2 separate regions of the Homo sapiens genome follow, and region 1 is linked to region 2. Evidence: chromatin contacts called from ENCODE Hi-C data. All regions are on one chromosome and are shown on one strand. Each heading gives the region's core, a stretch centred on a gene start or an enhancer-like site at or near the end of the contact. The rest is flanking DNA. Distances are from core to core; before and after follow the strand shown.

What was found. A loop is a pair of places that touch in the nucleus more often than their neighbours do. Pooled maps may share reads with other maps.
Region 1: a pooled map shows a loop between it and region 2 (11-fold over the local background). The contact joins the enhancer-like site here to the promoter of SETMAR in region 2. A Hi-C loop is called at or near these places in 7 of 50 pooled maps.

Annotation. Positions count from the first base shown.
Region 1 is chr3:4,849,587-4,852,286 of GRCh38, reverse strand. The region is part of intron 2 of LOC124906209 (a long non-coding RNA gene); the gene reads left to right. Among named protein-coding and RNA genes, the nearest start is that of EGOT, 99 kb to the right of the region's middle. RefSeq lists enhancers at 896-975, 1,336-1,395, 1,796-1,915. Within about 2 kb of position 1,311, at least 5 of the 41 ENCODE cell types and tissues checked have a DNase peak (open chromatin) inside an H3K27ac peak, as active enhancers do.
Region 2 is chr3:4,302,053-4,304,752 of GRCh38, reverse strand. SETMAR (SET and mariner transposase domain methyltransferase) reads right to left here and starts at 1,384. Exons shown (of 3, transcript NM_006515.4): 1 at 1,227-1,384. The coding sequence starts at 1,382. It also overlaps a transcript of SUMF1 not described here. RefSeq lists enhancers at 947-1,016, 1,045-1,787 and a silencer at 1,107-1,446.

The sequences.
Region 1 (2,700 bases), core at 62-2,561, 550 kb before region 2:
AACATTTTTTCTGTAGAGATTTATTTTATTTATTTATTTAGAGATGGAATCTCACTCTGTTGCCTAGGCAGGAGCACAGGGGCACAATCTTGGCTCACTGCAATCTCCGCCTCCCGAGTTCAAGTGATTCTCCTGTCTCAGCCTCCTGAGTAGCTGGGACTAAAGGCATGCGCCACCACACCTGGCTAATTTTTGTATTTTTAGTAGAGACAGAGTTTCGTCATGTTAGCCAGGCTGGTCTCGAACTCCTGATCTCAGGTGATCCATCCACTTTGGCCTCCCAAAGTGTTGAGATTACAGGCGTGAGCCATTGTGCCTGGCCCAAGATTTATTTTAAGAAAAGAAGTCAGATTTGAATCCAGCACTGCTAAAAAATATGAGGATAGTTATCTGGAAGTCATAAGCTGTATGAGAGGTTTCTTTATGAATTTATTCAGTTCAAACTGATAGTTAAAACGTACTTTGGATAGAAAGATAAAAGTTTTTAAAATGACTGGATGTGGCCCAAATATGTCATGTTAAGACATGTAGATTTAGGATCCCGCAGTAATAACATCAGACCCATTTAGTGGGAACAGAAAGAAGCTTTTGGTCATGCAATAGTTAGCTGAGATTGTGGATAGGTATGAAAAAAAGGAAATGGTCATGTTGCAAAGGAATGGGAAGTAACGTATCAGGTATATGCCAGACTCTTGGTATAGATTATCTTTCTTGATGCCCATTACTGCCCAAAGAAGTACGTGGTAGCATCTCTACTCTTGAGAAGGGGGGAACTGCACATTAAAATCATTAGTAACTTGCTCCAAGTTATAACATTTCAGTGACAGAAATGGTATTAGAATTCTTATCCACTTTAAGGCCCATGTTCTTTCCATTCCACCATGTTGCCATGTGGACTCTGACATAGACCTAGCACCTAAGCCTTGTGTGGTTCAGGTCTCCTTGTCCCAGTTTTATACCAAACCTTAATTGTTTTTCTGCAGAGAACTTTTACAAAAAGCTTCTTACAAGACTTTATGAGATACCATAGGTGATAAGTATGTGACTTATGCTCAGGAGTAAATAGGTGAAATTCCTGGATTGTCTGAAGTTCCATTTACCTGGGACCAACCATGTATTGTGAGGTCATTATAAATGTGCTGGCAAACTCTTTCCGTTAGTGGTTCTTGCGTACAGTGTGCACTTCTTATGTTGTTGGACTCTTTGTGTTGTTGTTCAGAATTCACCTTAGGGGTTTTCTCAAACTCTGCATTCTTATTCTATAGTGGTTTTTGGCTTTCTTTTTTCTCTCCAAGCTGGGTGGATGATGCAGTTTCGCTTCTAGGTGTTAGGATTCTCTTTCACACTGGTTTGTCATGACCTTAAAGTATTTTAAGATGTTCCTTTGGTAATTTTTTTTTTAATGTCTTGCCCTAGTAAGCTAGAGATTTGTTTTACCAAATGAGTTTAAAATACCAGCAGCTGGAGACTCCATAGCATTGTCTGAGTTGACCAAATGTAAACACCCACCAGTGATCTACCTTTTTATTTTCTTGATTTTGGTAGACTTTTTTGGTTCCAGACCTGAAGGCTTGTTATGCTTCTGAATTGGCCTCTAGGTTGTAAGAGTTGCTTAATGTGGCATATGATACCAAAGATGGAAAAATGTGTATGATAATTATAATCATCTTATTATAAATTGCCATCATACTCTCTCCTGTCAGATGATTGATGAGGCCTAAACGTTGTTCTGAGCTGCAACCACCCACAAAAACCACACACACGGCGTTTTACTCAAAACTTTACTTCAACCACTACTTTGTGATGCAAAACTAGTGGAATTTTGGGTACTTTCTGTAAAATTGAAATCTTTATGGGGATTTTCCAACATTCTAGTTGATTGTTAAATTATTAGTGTAAGGAACAAGACCAAGGCAGAGTTTGCCAATGAACACTGACATCTGTGGTAGGAGAGGACACCAGTGTGCACCTGCACATGCTCCCTAGGAAGAAGCCACCTTGATTGGGCCGAGGACGGATTCTCCCTTTGAAAAATGCAGTTATATAAGAGCTATATACAAGAGATTTGTAGTTGTGAAAGATAAAGACTTCAGGAGCTCACTCACTCCTTATCTTTGCCACAAAGTTTTCGGTCTTGACAAAATATTCAGAGTCAATACTTTCTAATGTGTAGATCCATCATCTCATGAAAGAGATTTGAAAAGAAAAAACAAATCAATCTGTATTGTTCCACATGTAGGACAAAATAAAGTTCTGCATGAATGCTTTGTGTAAAGGGAGAACAGTTAAGGGAAACTGATTACTGATATCCCCACTCTGGAAGGGAGATAGCAAGTGGGAAGAGCTCTCTGTATTTTGCTTAGTCAGGAGATCTTTATTTATTCTGGAGCTGAGTCCTTGGACAAGTTACTTTACTTCTTTAGGGCTCAATTTCTTATCTTATTTAAAATAAGTTTCACTTCTGCTGTACAGTGTCTCAAGAGCCTTCAATAACAGTCCTTTGTTATTCTGTCTTATGTAAAGGTGACTTTTACTGTCATATAATTTGTCTTCTAACAAGCACGTATGTTATCAAAATCTGTAAAAAAAAAAAAAAAGTTTTGGCGAAAAAGTTTTGGCAAAAACCCAACTCTGCTTCTATAAGTATGTAGTTATGATTGTAACAGTTTGGAAGGAGTAAATTTCCCTCCCTGCCGCTCA
Region 2 (2,700 bases), core at 135-2,634:
CTTGACATCTTTGAAAGCTGCTATTGAATCTCTTATCTTATCTGATCCTCACAAAAACCCCTAGGAAAAAGAAAGGGCAGATAGGGTTCATTGTTGATAATGGATGTTAAAGGGGCTATGCATTTTTAAATTATTATTTTCATTTTGCAGATGAAGAAACTCAGGCTCTGGGAAGTAGCTAAGATGTCTAAGCTCCGAACCATACTCTCCAACTTCCACGTCCAGCGCTCTTTCCACTTCAAAATCTTTGGTCATTCCTTATTCCTTGGGTAACGCTCAGGCCAAGGTCGGAGGGATAAGAAAGTCAGTAGAGGCTGGGAGCGTGGCTCATGCCTGTAATCCCAGCATTTTGGGAGGCCGAGGCGGGCGGATCACCTGAGGTTGGGAGTTCGAGACCAGCCTGACCAACATGGAGAAACCCTGTCTCTACTAAAAATACAAAAATTAGCCGGGCGTGGTGGCCCATGCCTGTAATCCCAGCTACTCGGGAGGCTGAGGCAGGAGAATCGCTTGAACCCGGGAGGTGGAGGTTGCGGTGGGCCGAGATCGCGCCAGTGCACTCCAGCCTGGGCGACAGAGCGAGACTCAGTCTCAAAAAGAAAAAGGAGAGTAGAAAGGGCTTTGAGGTAGTTAATAGAAGCAAACATTTACTGAGTTCTTACAGCAAACCGGAAAGTGTATTTTCCTTGCCATTTTCAAAGCACTCCGGAAGAGAGGTACTGTTCCACTGTACGCTGGAAGACTCTAAGGCTGAGCCACAGCTAATTTACACTCGCCCAAGAGCCCACAGCGTGAGGGAGACCACAGCTAAGGCTGACTCGAGGGGCTGTTTTTATGCACGACACCGGCTGCGATCCATTAATAGGCCCCACGGCTTATCCTACCTGTGAGAGACACCTGAGACCAGGGAGGTAAATGACTCCCCCCGTGATGCCTCCTTGAGTTCTGAGGACAGGACTGGACAAAAAGCCAGGTTCTCACAAGGCCTCCGGTTCTGCGCTTCAGGGAATGGACTGAAAAGGACAACACCCTTGCTAAGGTGATGCCGTGGGTCAACAGAAAAAGGCCCAGGCCGGGGCATGCACACCTATTCCCGCGCACCAACGGGTGCGCTGTAAGAGAAGACAAAAGGTCGCGACTGGGAGGCCGTCCCAGCGAGGCGGCTTGAGGAGACCACGTGGGGGAGCCGCGCGCCCGCCTCCCGCGCCGCCTGGCCCCGCCCCTACCTGGAAGGGCGCCGGCGCGGCCCCCGGGGGCCACGCGCCCACCGGCAAGTTTTCCTGGCCGCACGCGACATCCAGCTGCTCAGTCGGGGCCTCAGGCTTCTCCTTAAACTCCGCCATCCCACAAGGCCGTGTCGTCTTTGCCGCTTCCGCGAACATTTACCCGCCTCACGCAACGCCCACTACCCTGACAGTCCTGGGCCGCGCGGTGGATGCTGGGACTTGTGGTCCCGTGGCCCCACCGCCTCATGGGAATTGTAGTTCGTTTCTTCTCAGGAGTGGCCTGGAAGGCGCTTCCCTTCCTTGACTTTTTGGGTCTGGCTCCCGTTTTGATTTCAGCCAGAGGCACCACAGATAATTACAAAACCATGTAAGGTACGGACGAAACAAAGTGAGGTGCTTTAGTTTTTCCTGGGAGCATCAGAGAGGGGGCTTTCGAGGTGAGGTCATTTGTCCAGGTTTTTGAGGGCTCACTGCACGTTTGTGGAGTGGAGGCAGGGGTGCGTTCTAAACCGAGCGGGGAAACGCACACCAAGGTTTCTAAAGGTCTGCGGCTTGCCGGGAAGTTGACTGACATGTGATAGGGTTTGTGCCAAGGCGATAGCCTCACAGGGTGCCTTAAGGAATTTGTGTGGGGGCATGCTCACTCCCTGATGGAGGTATCCGTGCCCCTTTGCCTGTCCTTTTCCCTCCTCTCCATCCCTCTACCCTCACCCCTCCAAACCCCTGCCCTGCCAAAGGATTCTGATAGCCTCAAGACTGCTGAATCCGGTGGAGCATTTTCAACCTCACTGAAGCTCTCTGACATGATTGTCCTGCTTCTCCTTGAAACTGTAAACCAAAAATAAAATTCCAATCCTCCAAACCATCTGAAGGGACCCCTCCTCTCTGCCAAGGTTAACCTGAGAAAGTGGTTCAGGCCATGATGGGAAGGGGGGTCCAACATGCCTCATTATGCCCTTCTTCCTTTTGGAATTCAGGAAAAGCCAGCCAGCATCAACATCAACACACACCTTAAGTCTGATAAGAAACATTTACAATCTGTTCTCTGAAATTTACCTCTTGGAGGCTTCATCTCCACGATCAAATTTGGTATCCACAACCTCTTATTGCAACCCAGACATTCGTTTCTATTGATTTTAGGTCTTTAGATAATAACCAGTTGCCAATCAGAAAATCTTTAAATCTACCTATGACCTGGAAGCCACCCCTCACCCGCTTCTCGTTGTCTGCCTTTCCAGATCCAACCAATCTTACATGTATTGATTGATGTATTATGTCTCCCTAAAATGTGTGAGAGTAAGCTGTATCCCAACCACCTTGGGCACATGTCATCAGGACTGCCTGAGGCTATGTTGGGGGCGCATTCTTAAGCTTGGGAAAATAAACTTTCTAAATTGAGACCTGTCTCAGATAATTTTGGGTTCACAAACCCTTCTGACCTTGCAGCTTCTGAGGTCCCATTGGCCTAAATGTG